Regions from separate parts of the Homo sapiens genome. Here region 2 is linked to region 1. Evidence: read pairs that join two places in POLR2A ChIA-PET (ENCODE). Cell type or tissue: GM12878. All regions are shown on one strand. Links, peaks and the distances in the headings refer to the core of each region. The heading gives the core; the rest is flanking DNA.

Evidence for each region. ChIA-PET counts read pairs that join two places held together with the same protein. Peaks named below come from ENCODE experiments on the same cell type or tissue, not always from the same donor. Only the 100,000 strongest peaks of a DNase experiment are listed, where the experiment ranks them.
Region 2: POLR2A ChIA-PET joins it to region 1 with 7 read pairs; 3 of 35 experiments call an interaction of 5 or more read pairs at or near these places.

What each region holds. Positions count from the first base shown.
Region 1 is chr6:110,940,343-110,948,230 of GRCh38, forward strand. No RefSeq gene overlaps it. Among named protein-coding and RNA genes, the nearest start is that of GTF3C6, 14 kb to the right of the region's middle. RefSeq lists an enhancer at 4,505-4,724. In GM12878, for the core only: no CTCF peak of the experiment used is centred there; a DNase peak (open chromatin) is centred at 4,489; H3K4me3 peaks cover 504 bases; H3K27ac peaks cover 573 bases.
Region 2 is chr6:110,639,165-110,647,052 of GRCh38, forward strand. All of the region lies in intron 4 of CDK19 (cyclin dependent kinase 19), which reads right to left. It also overlaps the pseudogene LOC100129155. Among named protein-coding and RNA genes, the nearest start is that of SLC22A16, 170 kb to the left of the region's middle. RefSeq lists an enhancer at 7,410-7,888. In GM12878, for the core only: no CTCF peak of the experiment used is centred there; no DNase peak of the experiment used is centred there.

The DNA of each region.
Region 1 (7,888 bases), core at 2,518-6,517:
TCTTTGTGTTCACAACTCTACCCGAATTACACGACTGTTATTCTTTGAAGATCAATATGAAAAATATGAAACATATAAAAAATTAAAGAAAAGACAAAGACACTATACCCAGAAGATGTTGAAATTAAGGATGGGAAGTTTAGACTTGGATTGGGGCAGTGGTTGAGAGAAATAGAGGAGAGATCAAGAGACATTCCAGTTGAGAAAGTATTACCTGTACTACATTTTCAGGGTGACTGCCTGAATAAGGAGGCCATAAGAGAAGAGAAAAATAAAGATTTCCAACTGTGACCCCAGCATCAGAAGTGAAGGTTAATTTAGAAGTGGTGGTTGTTCAAGGGGAAAGGTAACAACACATTTCATCTAAAAGTAACTCTTGGCCAGGCACAGTGGTTCACACCTGTAATCCCAGCACTTTGGGCAGGCTGAGGCAAGAGGATCACTTGAGTCAAGGAGTTCGAGACTAGCCTGGGCAACATAGTGAGACCTCATCTCTTAAAAAAAAAAAAAAAAGAGTAATCCCAGCACTTTGGGAGGCCGAGGCGGGCGGATCATGAGGTCAGAAGATCAAGACCATCCGGGCTAACACGGTGAAACTCTGTCTCTACTAAAAACACAAAAAAATTAGCTGGGTGTGGTGGTGGGTGCCTGTAGTCCCAGCTACTCAGGAGGCTGAGGCAGGAGAATGGTGTGAACCTGGGAAATGGAGCTTGCAGTGAGCTGAGATCATGCCACTGCACTCCAGCCTGAGCGACAGAGCAAGATTCTGTCTCAAAAAAAAAAAAAAAAACAAAAAAACAAAGAAAGGTAATTATTTGAGGCCAGGTGAGGTGGCTCATGCCTATAATCCCAGCACTTTGGGAGGCCAAGGCTGGTGAATCATGAGGTCAAGAGATGGAGACCATCCTGGCCAACATGGTGAAACTATGTCTGTACTATACAGGTTTGAAGCTATACAGATTGAGTTATCCCTTATATGAAATGCTTGGGATCAGCAGGTTTTCAGATTTCTGGCTGGGTGCAGTGGCTCACGCCTGTAATCCCAACATTTTGGGAGGTCAAGGGGGGTGGATCCCTTGAGCTCAGGAATTTGAGACCAGCCTGGCCAACATGGTGAAACCCCATCTAGTAAAAATACAAAAATTAGCTGGGAGTGGTAGTGTGCACCTGTGGTCCCAGCTACTCAGAGGCTGAGGCAGGAGAATCGCTTGAACCCAGGAGGCGGAGGTTGCAGTGAGCCGAGATCACGCCACTGCACTCCAGCCTGGCAACTGAGCGAGACGCCGTCTCAAAAATAAAAAAAAAAAGTATTTGCAAGATGAAGTAGTTCTGGAGACCAGTTGCACAACGTGGATACATGTGACATTAATGAACTGTGCACTTAAAGTTGGTTAAGATTGTAAACTTTATTTTAAAAAAGAACTAAAAAGTACCTGTAATTTTTTTTTTTTAAAGACAGGATCTCACTCTGTCACCTAGTCTGGAGTGTAGTGGCACCATCTTGGCTCACTGCAGCCTCCCACCTCCCAGGCTTAAGTGATCCTCCTGCCTCAGCCTCCTGAGTAGCTGGGACTACAAGCCTGCACCACCATGCCCAGCTAATTCTTATATATTTTTTTGTAGAGACAGGGTTTTACCATGTTGACCAGGCTGGTCTTAAACTCCTGAGCTCAAGCAGTCTGCTCACTTCTGCATCTCAAAGTACTGGGATTACAGGTGTGAGCCACCTTGCCTGGCCATCTCTCTTTCTCTTTCTTTCTCTCTCTCTCTCTCTGTCTCTCTCTCTCTCTCTCTGTCTCTCTCTCTCTCTCTCTCTCTCTCTCTATATATATATATATATATATATATATATATTTTTTTTTTTTTTTTTTTTGTCCTTGAGATGGAGTCTCACTCTCTTGCCCAGGTTGCAGTGCAGTGGTGTGGTCTCAGCTCACTGCAACCTCCACCTCCTGGGTTCAAGCGATTCTCCTGCCTCAGCCTCTTGAGTAGCTGGGACTACAGGTGCGCACCACCACACCCAGCTAATTTTTGTATTTTTAGTACAGATGGGGTTTCACCATGTTGGCCAGCCTGGTCTCAAACTTCTGTCCTCAAGTGATCCACCTACCTCGCTCCCATAGTGCTGGGATTATAGACGTGAGCCATCATGCCCAGCCAAGCCCATGATTTTTTTTTTCTTTTTTGAGATGGAGTCTTGCTTTGTCGCCCAGGCTGGAGTACAATGGCGCGATCTCGGCTCACTGCAACCTCTTCCTCCCGGGTTCAAGCAATTCTCCTGTCTCAGCCTCCCGAGTAGCTGGGATTACAGGTGCACCACTACGCCCAACTAATTTTTGTATTTTTAGTAGAGATGGGGTTTCACCATGTTGGTCGGGCTGGTCTCGAATTCCCGACCTCGTGATCCACCCACCTCGGCCTCTCAAAGTGCTGGGATTACAGGCGTGACCCACCACTCCCGGCCTAAGCCCATAATTTTTAAAGTAATTGTTTTTATTAATTTAAACTTTTGCTCAATCTACTTTGAAGCTATACAGGTTAAGTATCCCTTATATGAAATGCTTGGGATCAGAAGTGTTTCAGATTTCTGGCCGGGTGCAGTAGCTCACGCCTCTAATCCCAACATTTTGGGAGGCCAAGGGGGGTGGATCCCTTGAGCTCAGGAATTCGAGACCAGCCTGGCCAACATGGTGAAACCCCATCTCTACTAAAAATACAAAAATTAGCTGGGGGTGGTAGTGTGCACCTGTGGTCCCAACTACTCGGGAGGCTGAGGCAGGAGAATTGCTTGAATGTGGGAGGTGGAGGTTGCGGTGAGCTGAGATTATGCCACTGCACTCCAGCCTGGGTGACAGAGCAAGATCCTGTCTCAAAAAAAGAAGTGTTCCAGATTTCTGTTTTTTTCAGAGTTTGAAATACTTGCATATGTATAATGAGATATCTTGGGGATGAGACCCAAGTCTAAACACAATATTCATTTATGTTTCATATACAGTTTATACACATAGCTTGAAGGTAATTTTATATAATATTTTAAATAACTGTGCATGAAATAAAGTTTTCTTTTTCTTTTTAAATTGAGATGGGATCTTGCTATGTTGCCCAGGCTGGTCTTGAACCCCTGGGCTGAAGTGATCCTCGTGCAACAGACTCCCAAAGCACTGGGATAACAAGCATAAACCATGTGCTGGTTGAAGTAAAGTTTTTTTCTTTCTTTCTTTTTTTTCTCCTTCCCCTCCTCTGAAACAAACAAACAAAAAAATTTTTAAGCATTCCAATCAAGGAACATGGGATGCTTTCCCATTTATTTAGTTCTTTTTGTTGTTCTTGTTTTTTGAGACAGAGTCTCACTCTGTCACCCAGGCTGGAGTGCAGTGGGGCAGTCTTGGCTCACTGCAACCTCTGCCTCCCAGGTTCAGGCGATTCTCATGCCTCAGCCTCCTAAGTAGCTGGGATTACAGGTGTGTGCCACCATGCCCAGCTAATTTTTGTATTTTTAGTAGAGATGGGTTTTCGCCATGTTCGCCAGGCTGGTCTGGAACTCCTGGCCTCAAGTGATCCACCTGCCTTGACCTTCCAAAGTGCTGCAACTACAGGCATGAGCCACTGTGCCCAGCCTGAAACAAAGTTTTGACTTTGACCCATCACATGAGGTCAGGTGTGGAGTTTTCCCTTGAGGCATCACATTGGCACTCAAAAAGTTTTGGATTTTGGGCCGGGCATGGTGGCTCACACCTGTAATCCCAGCACTTTGGGAGGCCGAGATGGGCAGATCACCTGAGGACAGGAGACCAGCCTGACCAACATGGAGAAACCCCATCTTTACTAAAAATACAAAATTAGCTGGGTGTGGTGGCACATGCCTATACTCCCAGCTACTTGGTAGGCTGAAGCAGAAGAATCACTTGAACCAGGGAGGCAGAGGTTGCAGTGAGCCGAGATCACGCCATTGCACTCCAGCTTGGGCAACAAGAGCGAATCTCCACCTCAAAAAAAAAAAAAAAAAAAAGCTTTGGATTTTGGAGAATTCTGGATTTTAGATTTTTGGATTAGGGTTGCTTAACCTGTATCAACTTTTCAAGTTTTAGGAACGCAGATTTACTCCTGCCATCTCAAGTAGTAGGAAGTCTCTCTATACACATATTTTATAAAGAGATGGGGGTCTTGCTATCTTGCCCAGGCTGGTCTCAAACTCCTGAGCTCAAGTGATCCTCCCGTCTCAGCCTTCTGAGTAGCTGGGAGGAAGTCTATTTTGAGGATACACATGACAAGAAAGATGAGAATATCATAGGAACTTAAGAACAGTCAAGTGGTTAGACTGCAGTTGGGAACTAAAATGAACATGGAAGTGGACAACAAATTCTATGCACACCTACAGATGGAGTTAAGTGTCACTCTCAGTGGCAGGAGTCATGCAGTACTCCCCAAACCTGAGGGTGTGTATCACCATTTCTCTCTGTCTCTATGACTACCAGCCAACTACCTCATTTAGTCATAGCTTCTGCTTAGTCATAATGCCAGTTTACTCATATCATGTCTCTCTATAACCACTTATAACCACTTTTAGCTTCTCTCCCCACATTCAACAGACTGATTCTCTGTATAATCAACTTCAAATTCTTTTTCTCTTTTTTTCTTTTTTTTTTTTTGACAGAGTCTCACTCTGTCACCCAGGCTGGAGTACAGTGGCGTGATCACAGCTCACTGCATCCTTGGCACCCCAGGCTTAAGCAGTCCTCCCACTTCAGCCTACTGAGTAGCTGGGACTATAGCTGTGCCACCATGCCTGGCTAATTTTTTTTTTTTTCTTTGAGATGGAGTTTCACTCTTGTTACCCAGGCTGGAGTGCAACGGCATGATCTTGGCTCACCGCAACTTCTGCATCCCGGGTTCAAGTGATTCTCCTGCCTCAGCCTCCCAAGTAGCTGGGATTACAGGCATGCGCCACCACGCCCAGCTAATTTTGTATTTTTAGTAGAGACAGGGTTTCTCCATGTTGGTCAGGCTGGTCTTGAACTCTCGATCTCAGGTGATCTGCCCACCTTGGCCTCCCAAAGTGCTAGAATTACAGGCGTGAGCCACCTTGTCCAGCCGCCTGGCTAATTTTTTAATTTTTTGTAGATACAGTGTCTCACTATGTTGCCCAGGCTGGTCTTGAACTGGTGGGCTCAAGCAATCCTCCTGCCTCGGCTTCCCAAAGCTCTGGGATCACAGGCATGAGCCACCATGCCCAGCCCAAATTCCTGAAAGAAAAAAAAAAAAAAAAAAACGCCGGGCGCGGTGTCTCATGCCTGTAATCCCAACACTTTGGGAGGCCGAGGTGGGCGGATCACCTGAGGTCAGGAGTTCGAGACCAGCCTGGCCAACATGGAGAAACCCTGTCTCTACTAAAAATACAAAATGAGCCGGGAGTGGTGGTGCATGCCTGTAATCCCAGCTACTTGGGTGGCCGAGGCAGGAGAATTGCTTGAACCCGGGAGGTGGAGATTGCAGTGAGCCGAGATCGCGCCATTGCACTGCAGCCTGGGCAAACAGAGCGAAACTCCATCTGAAAAAATATATATATATGACTGGGCTTGGTGGCTTACGCCTGTAATCCCAGCACTTTGGGAGGTCAAGGCGGGCAGATCACTTGAGGTCAGCGTTTGAGACCAGCCTGGCCAACATGGTGAAACCCCGTCTCTACTAAAAATACAAAAAAAAATTAGCCAGGCGTAGTGGTGTGTGCCTGTAATCCCAACTACTCGAGAGGCTGAGGCAGAAGAATCACTTGAATCTGGGAGGTGGAGGTTGCAGTGAGCCAAGATCATACCACTGTACTCCAGCCTGGATGACAGAGTGAGAGAGACTCCATCTAAAAAAAAAAAGAAAAAAGAAAAAAATTTGACTGGCTTAGTTCAGTTTTCAAAATTAAATGTGCATCAGAACCTGGCCAACATGGCGAAACCCATCTCTACTAAAAATGCAAAAACTAGCTGGGCATGGTGATGTGTGCCTGTAGTTCCAGCTACTCAAGAGGCTGAGGTGGAAGGATCACTTGAACACAGGAGGTCAAGGCTGCAGTAAGCTGTGATCACACCACTGCACACCAGCCTTGGTGTCAGAGCAAGACCCTGACTCAAAGTAATAATAATAATATGCATCAGAATCATCTGGAGAGCTTAAATCACAAGTTGTAGGACCCCTTCCCAGCATTTCTGATTTAGTCATCTGGGGTATAGCCTGCGAATTTGCATTTCTAACAAAATCCCAGGTAATGCTGACTACACTGATCTGGGGACCACACTTGAGAACCACTGGTCTGGTTAATCATCCTTTTATCTGTTTGGACAGAGCAACTGGGGCAAGCTACCTCATGTTGCCAGTACCATATTTCTGAACTGACTCTCAGGCTCATAACTGGAGATTTTTTTCCTCCTCATTTAGGCAGTCACCCAAGTCTTATGATTTATAAGTGGAATGTCTCTGATCTTTCCCTTTATCTTCCTCAGTCACTGCCCTCATCCAGGGTCTCATCTCCCCGTACCTGGACCACAGAAAAGTTTCCTGAGTCAAGCTGCCCTAGACCCACAGCTGCCAAATTACCCTTCCACTGACAGTCCTCAAATGCTTATGGTTTCCCTCAAGGCCATCGATCGGCCACCTTTGGTTATCACATTAAGTTAAATTTTGGAACACCTCTAAACTTTTGCTTTTAGGTCAATAATATTTATTTACTTTTATTTATTTGTTCATGTATTTAGAGTCTTGCTCTGTTGCCCATGCTGGAGTGCAGAGGCGCAAATCTCGGCTCACTGCAAACTCTGCCTCCCAGGTTCAAGCCATTCGCCTGCCTCAGCCTCCCAAGTAGCTGGGATTACAGGTACTCGCCACCACACCCAGCTAATTTTTGTATTTTTAGTAGAGACAGGGTTTCGCCATGTTGGCCAGCCTGGTCTTGAACTCCTGACCTCAGATGATCTGTCTGCCTGGGCCTCCCAAAGTGCTGGGATTACAGGCGTGAGCCACCGCACTCGGCCTTAAGTCAATATTTAAATGTCCAAATTTGTTTTTCCATATTGATATATATTTTTTTCTTTTTTCTCTTTTTTTGGAGACAGGGTCTTGCTCTGTCACCTAGGCTGGAGTGCGTGGGTGCCATCACAGCTCACTGCAGCCTCAATGTCCCAGGCTTTAATGATCCTCCTGCTTCACCCTTCCAAGTAGATGGGACCACAGGTGTGTGCCACCACATCCAGCTATTTTTTTAATTTTTTGTAGAGATCGGGACTATGCTACCCAGGCTGGTTTTGAACTCCTGGGCTCAAGTGATTCTTCCACTTTGGCCTCCCAAAGGGCTGTGATTACAGGCGTGGGCCACCAAGCCCAGCCTTATATTTCCTTTCTACCACGACCTCCTACCCCTTCCCTTAAAGAACCCACCTATCTGAACCTTAGGACCATGCTTTAGGAAAAGCTTCAACTTTTTTTTTTTTTTTAAATAAAGATGACTCTGGAACTGGAACTTTAAAAAAAAATTATATTTGGCCAGGTGCAGTGGCTCATGCCTATAATCCCAGCACTTTAGGAGGCTGAGGTGAGTGGATAACCTGAGGTCAGGAGTTCGAGACCAGCCTGGCCAACATGGTGAAACCCCATCTCCACTAAAAATAGCTGGGTGTGGTGGGCGCCTGTAGTCCCAGCTACTCGATAGGCTGAGGCAGGAGAATCACTTGAACCCGGGAGGCAGAGGTTGTAGTGAGCCGAGATAGTGCCACTGCCCTCCAGCCTGGGTGACAGAGTGAGACACTGTCTCAAGAAAGAAAAAAAAAAAAAAGTTATGCAGATTTTGCAATCTTCTCCATCTATTTTTGCTTTAACATAAAAGGAATGGGATGGGTGCAGTGGC
Region 2 (7,888 bases), core at 2,078-6,077, 300 kb before region 1:
AAAATTCATGCATCAGCTATCATACATGCAAAAGTAGGAAATTCCAAATATAATTTCAAGATGTAGGAAAATAAAAACCAAGGCTAATACAGAACTATAAAAAGAAAAGAGTAGGCTGCAAATGTATCTACCATATTTTCAGTCACCCTTATCTGTAGACACTTGGAAACAGAGAAACTGTTGAGATAGGCTTTGGAAGGGGGAGAGAGTGAGTCTCCTTTGTAAAGTCTTTGAAGGAAAATGTATGTGTTATTAACTTACTGGATTCATTTATTCAATCAACGAATGCATTTTTTGTATCTTCTAAGGATAAAGAACCATGCCAATCTTTAAGAGGGAAAACAAAAGCACAGTAAAAACCAAGTTCCTAACCTCCAGACGCTTACTACATAAGTAGAAAGAAAACTAAGAAGGATTGTATAATATTAGAAGCTAGTGCTATGTATGAGTTATAGAGAAGACTGAGGTTTTGTGTTCAAGATTAAACTGGATTACTTTAAAGATCCCTTTCAATTTGCTGATTGTTAAAAATGTTTCAATGAAAACAAAAAGCACTTAAAAAACAAATTCAAAGGAGGAAGTGATGAATTAAAGATTCCACTGTTAAGGGAAATGCTCACTGGGGATGGAAGTGGGAATGGTGTCCATTAGACGGATATGAAAATGAACAGGAACCATCATGGCAGAGTAGAGGAAGGGCAAGGACACCATAGGAAGTGGAAAAAGGATATGACCAGGTATGCATAAGACGCAGAAGTCTGACTTGGGCCAGGTGCAGTGGCTCACACCTGTTATCCTAGGACTTTGGGAGACCGAGGCGGGAGACTCACCTGAGTCTAGGAGTTCAAGGCCAGCCTGGGCAAAACACAAAATAGTAAGATTCTGTTTCTACAAATAATTTTTTAAAATAGCCTAGTGTGGTGGCATGCACCTGGAGTCCCTGCTACTCAGGAGGCTGAGGCGGAAGGATTGCTTGAGTCTAGCAGATTGAGGCTACCAGGGTACTACTGTGAGCCATGATTATGCCACTGCACTCCAGGCTGGGTGACAGAGCAAGACCCTGTCACAAAAAAAAAAAAAAAAAAAAAAAAATCTGAAAAGGGCTCATGTTGAGGGTAGTAGGATGAACCTAGACTCTGGATAGTCTTAAATGCCAAGTGAAGTAATCAGACCGTTATATTACAGTCAGTGAGTTTACAGGAGAGGATGAGGGAGTGGAATTGGATGTGAGGTGGTAAGAGCTCTGTCCAATGTCTTGTCAGCAGAAATGGCAAGGGAGGTATGGAGCTGAGAAGCATTTTAGAGGAGAAAATTAACAGGACTTTGTGACTGGCTTAAGCTAAAAGATTAAGAAAAAGGGTGGTAAAGATTTTACCAAGGTTTTAAGTTTATGTGACTGGAAGAATAATGGTGCCTTTCATGGACACAGAAAAGTTATAAGAGGTAATGGTTTAAAAATAAGGAACAATAAAGAGAAGGCGACAACATATTGAGTTTGAAAAATGGTTAGGCGTGGTGGCTCAAACCTGTAATCCCAGCACTTTGGGAAGTCGAAGCAGGAGGATCGTTTAAGCCCAGGAGTTTGAGACCAGCCTAAGCAACCTGAAGAGACCCTGTCTCTATAAAACATAAATTAAAAAAAATTATCCAGGCATGGTGGCACATGCCTGTGGTCCCAGCTACTTGGGAGGCTGAGGTGAGAGGACTGCTTGAGCCCAGGAGGTCGAGGCTAGAGTGAGCTGTGAGCGTGCCATTGCACTCAAGCCTGGGCAACAGAGTGAGACCCCGTCTCAAAAAATATTAAATAAAATGAAAGAGTTTGAGAAATGTGAAATGCCTAAGTCATACTAGCCAGAGGAGTGAGAAGAGGAAGATTTGGATTTGAAAGTTATTATCACCAGAGTGTGATACCTGAAATGAGATTGGTTCACCATACTAGAAAGAAAAAGAAAAAGATTGGTTCACCATATGAGATGAGATTGGTTCACCATACTAGAAAAAAAAAACTATTTATCAAAGGTCCATTATGTAAAAAGTGTTGTACTTCAGGCCTTTAGGAAACAACAGGAAATAAAACATGAAGATCTTGACTTTAAGGAGCTTAAATCCAGGAGGAAAAGACAGACAGCTTTTAAGACTACAAGGAAGAGGCTGGGTGCAGTGGCTGACACCTGTAATCCCAGGAACTTTGGAAGGCCGAGGTACGTGGATCACCTGAGGTCAGGAGTTCAAGACCGGCCTGGTCAACATGGTGAAACCCCATCTCTACTAAAAATACAAAAATTAGCCAGGCATGGTGGCAGGCACCTGTAGTCCCAGCTACTTGGGAGGCTGAGGCAGGAATCGCTTGAACCCAGGAGGTGAATGTTGCAGTGAGCTGAGATCGTGCCACTGTACTCTAGCCTGGGCAACAGAGTGAGACTCCATCAAAAAAAAAAAAAAAAAAGAAAAAGAAAGGAGAGGAAAGGAGGAAAGGGAAAGAAAGGAAGGAAGGAAGGAAGGAAGGAAGGAAGGAAGGAAGGAGGGACAAGGCAGAGGGCAGATTATGAAAACTATCAATATAGAAAGAAAAATTGCATGGAATGAATGATTCTTCTCATTGAACATCAGAATAGTCTTTAGGAAGATGACTCTGGATGACTTTAAGTGAGGATAACTAAGATTTGGATAAGCATAAACAACAAAAATGAAGAGTTTTCAGGCTCATGGAACCCTACAGGTAAGGACATAAAAACACAGACATGGCATATTGACAGCCTAGACATATTTTGATGTGACAAGAGCAGTGAATGTTTGGTGTAGAAATGCAACTGGAAAACAACTTTGGGAATAAAATACCAGATTAAGGAAATTGGAGGCTGGGCGTGGTGGCTCACGCCTGTAATCCCAGCACTTTGGGAGACCGAGGCGGGTGGATCACGAGGTCAGGAGTTCGAGACCAGCCTGACCAACATGGTGAAACCCCGTCTCTACTAAAAATACAAAAATTAGCTGGGCGTGGTGGTGTGCACCTGTAATCTCAGCTACTCAGGAGGCTGAGGCAGGAGAATCGCTTGAACCCGGAAAGCGGGAAAGCGGAGGTTGCAGTGAGCTCAGACTGTGCCACCGCACTCCAGCCTAGGCGACAGAGTGAGACTCTGTTTCAAAAAAAAAAAAAAAAAAAAAGGGTTCAAGACTTGGCATTGCCTTTTCACACTATCTTCTCAACCCTCATTCATTCAACAAATATTGTTTGATCACAAACTAAGTAACAGGCAGTGATTTAGATGCTACAGAAGCAGCAGAAAACAAAAACAGGAAAAATCCTTGCCCTCGTGGAGCTTACAGTCTAGTGAGAAGAGAAAGGCAATAAATAAATAAGTATACAACATATCATATACTGATAAGTACCATGGAAAAGAAAACAAAAAGAGAATACAAGAGATTGTCAAATCTGCTATTATGGCTGACTAAGTGCTCTGAGGGACCCTCCCCTTAACAGAACAGCTATATGCTATATAAGAAACAAACCAGGCACGGTGGTCCACACCTGTAATCCCAGTTACTCCAGAGGCTGAGGTGGGAGGATTGCCTGAGCCCAGGTGTTCAAGGCCAGGCTGGGAGAAACCCTGTCTTTGATAGGAGGGGAGGGGAGGGGAGGAGTCAGGAAGGGGAAAGGAGAGTAGAGGAGAAGGGAGAAGGAAAGGGGGAAGAGGGAGAGAGACAGCAGAGGAGAGGGAAAAGAGAGAAAAAGGAAAAAGAAAGGAAATATTCCTTGAAGCATCCCAGATTGCACAAGAGATAACAAACTTTACCCTCACTCCAAATAAGGTATCCTTATGGCTGGAGAGTTAAGGAAAGGCAAGGTAGGCCTGAGAGCAGCTGCCAATAATGCACTTCAGCAAGGACACTGAGCCTTGGGCCACCAGCAAGGTAAGGAAGCTGAGCCTGCTACCCCACAATCACTAAGACCTTCAAGGGCACTAAAGGAAACCTAGATGCTACCAGTAGAAGCCAAAGCAAACCCCTTCTGGAGGAAACACTTACCAACTTAGGCCTGACGAGTAAAACAATACATTTTCCAGCTAAAAGACACAGGTATTTCCATAGTGGATTAAAAACAAAATCCATGCTATTTAAAAGAGGTCCACCTAAAGGTAAGAACCATAAAAGCTGAAAGTAAAAGGCAAACTGCCAAAGGAAAGCTGAGTCAACTATGGTAACATCAGATAAAATAGCTTTTAACACAAAAACATTATTAGGATAGAACTGGAGATCATCACATTAAATTAAATAAACCAGGCATAGAAAGACAAACTTCGTATGTTCTCACTTATTTGTGGGAGCTAAAAATTAAAACAATTGGCTGGATGAAGTGGCTCAATAAATAAAAAAGGGATACTAAGATTTTGGGGTTATAGCTAAGGATAACTAAGATTTTGATAAGCATAAACAACAACAACAACAAAAAAGTTTTCAGGCTCATGGAACCCTACAGGTAAGGACACAGTCACATAAAAACACAGACATGGCATGTTGAGAGTTTATATATATTTTGATGTGACAAGAGCAGTGAATGTTTGGTGTAGAAATGCAACTGGAAAACTATCTTGGGAATAAAATACCGCATTAAAGAAATTGGAATTTACTCTATAGGCAAAGCCAAGACAGGACAGTGATCCCAGCACTTTGCAAAGCTGTGGCAGAAGGATCACCTGAACCCAGGATTTCAAGACCAGCCTGGGCAACATAGTGAGACCCCATCTCACTATTAAAATTTAAAATTTTAATTAAATTAATTAAAAATTAAGTTAATTTAATTTAATTAAACATTATTAAAAATTAAACTTTTAAAAATTAAAACAATTGGCCAGGCGCAGTGGCTCATACCTGTAATCCCAGCACTTTGGGAGGCCAAGGCGGGCAGATCACAAGGTCAGGAGTTTGAGACCAGCCTGGCCAACATGGTGAAACCCTGTCTCTACTGAAAATACAAAAATTAGCCGGGCATGATGGCCCGTGCCTGTAGTCCTAGCTACTTGGGAGGCTGAGGCAGGAGAATTGCTTTAACCCCAGAGGCGGAGGTTGCAGTGAGCCAAGATGAGGCCACTGCATTCCAGCCTGGGTGACAGAGCGAGACTTCATCTCAAAAAAAAAAAAAAATTAAAAAAATTGACTTTATGGAGATAGAGAGTAGAAATATGGTTACCAGAGGCGGGGAAGGGTAGTAGGGGCAGGAGAGAGGAGGAAGTGGGGCTGTAATGGGCACAAAAAATAGAAAGAATAAATAAGAAGTAGTATTTGATAGCACAACAGGGTGACTACAGTCAATACTAATTTAATTGTACTTTTAAAAATAACTAAAAGAGTATAATTGGATTGTTTGTAACACAAAGGATAAATGCTTGAGGTGATGGATACCCCATTTACCCTCTTGTGATTATTACACATTGCATGCCTTTATCAAAATATCTCATGTAACCCATAAATATACACATCTACTATACACCCAGTCCCTCGCAGGCTGGAACCTCGGCACACTTCTTGCCCCCGACCATGGAACAGAAAGCCATGATGTTTTTAAGCAGAACCAGCGAAACCCAAGTCCCTCCTTCCTCTGGTGTTTTAGAACTACAGAGGAGGTGAAGGGGGCCAGGGGGAGGGGAGGCAGGGGGGAAGATAAAGGACAGGAATCTACTATGTGTCTGTAAAAATTAAAAAATTTCAAAACAAATTAGGGGTAGAGATGATCACTATATAATGATACAAAGTTCAATTCACCAGGAAGAGGCAATAATCCTAAACCTGTTATGTACTTGAAAAATATATATATGAAGCAAAATAAATATAACTTCAGGGAGTAAAAAGGCCAATGATAACATACTTTCCTCAATTATTCATATGTCAAACAGACAAAAGATTAGTAAAATATAGACTATCCAAAGGATACAATTAACTAGGATGATCTAGAGAGCATATACACAACTTTCTATCCAGTAATTAGAGAGTACACATTTTTCTCAAGCACACATGGAACATTTACAAATACTGATCATATACTAGCAGGTCTCAAGAAATTTCAAGAAATTTTTTATCAAACAGACTATGTTCTCTAACCACAATACAATTAAAACTCTACATATTTGAAAATTTTTAAATATTTCTAAATTACTCAGAGTAAAAGGAGAAACCATAAAAGTTTAAAATATTCAGAATTGAAATAATGAAAATACTATCTACAAAAACTTTGTGGAAGACATCTAATACAGTACTTACAAGGAAAATGTATAGCCTTAAATATGTTAGGAAGAGAAAAAGGCTGAGAATAATGAGTTATGTGCTCAATAAGTTTAAAAAATAGAGAAAGAGAAAAGGTCAACAGAATAAACCAAAAGAAAGTAGAAGTAGAAAGATAAAGGGTAGGATGGGTGGGCAAGTGGAGGGGACCGTTCAGATGCACATCATCCTCGGTCCCTCGGGACTACAGGGACTCACGAGCCGGAGCCCAGAAATCCAGGGGTGGATAAGACACTTTGTCCCCTCCAATTTCCGAACTCTTGACGACGGCTGGAGGCCAACAGAGTCCCTACAGGTGGTGTCCACGGTAATGCATGGACAATGAGCGGCTGTTTTCCAGTTTCTGGCCTCTGGTGCCTATCTAGAGACGGAGGGATGGCCGCGCACGACGCGCCGCGCTTCCTCCTGACCTTCGATTTCGAAGAGACTATCGTAGACGAAAACAGCGGCGACTCAGTCCTGCGAACTGTGCCGGGACAGCAGGTGCAGGAGAGCCTGCGAGCCACCGACCGCGAGGGCTTCTACAACGAGCACATGCAGCGCGTCTTCAAGTATCTGGGCAAGCAGGGTGTGCGGTCGCGGGACCTGCGTGCCATCTACGAAGCTATCCCTTTGTTGCCAGGCATGGGCGACCTGCTGCAGTTTGTGGCTAAGCAAGGCACCTCCTTCGAGGTGATTCTCATCTCTGATGCTAACACCTTCGGCATGGAGAGCACGCAGCGCGCCACCGGCCACCAGAGCCTGTTCCTCCGCATCCTCAGCAACTCGTCGGGGTCCGACGCGCAGGAGCTGCTGGCTCTGTGGCCGTTCCACACACATAGTTGCGTGTGCTGCCCCGCCAACATGTGCAAGCACAAGGTGCTCAGCGACTACCTGCGCGAACGGGCCCACGACGGCATGCACTTCGAGTGCCTCTTCCATGTGGGCGACAGCGCCAACGACTTCTGCCCATGGGGCTGCTGGCGGGCGGCGACATGGCCTTCCCGCGCCGCAGCTACCCCATGCACCGCCTCATCCCTGAGGCCCAGAAGGCGGAGCCCAGCTCGTTCTGTGCCAGCGTGGTGCCCTGGGAAACCGACGTGCGCCTCCACCTGCAACAGGTGCTTAAGTCGTGCTGAGTACGGCCACCTGCAGGGGGTCAACCGGGCCAACGGCGGAGGGGGCGGGGAGGGGGGATTCGGAAAAGACAAAGTTAGTTTTACTACTCCCTTTTCCCTTTGGCTTTGCTATATGTCTCTCTGGGAATTTCTGGAATCTCGTTCATCATCCCTATCGATGCAGTTAACCCACCTCGGCTGCCTCCCCTGTTCCACTGCGCACGGTTGAGTTCTGGCGTCTGACTCATCGTGGGGTGGCGGGCAAACCTTGGAAGGCAGCAGTGTTTCCTGGTCCTCCCAAGTGGGAGGAAGGGGCTCCCCGGCAGGTGAGAGAAGGAAAATCTCCCACTGCTGTAATTGCTGCCTCGGGCCGCGTGACCGCCCGCCTCCAGTCTTTTGTGGAGGGAACCCAGGATCCTGAAATCCTCGTGGCTGCAAGGACTCCCCACAGAGACAGAGGAGGGTCTCCACCTATGCCCCAGGCCTTCGCGATCTTGCTTCACCCACCACGACCC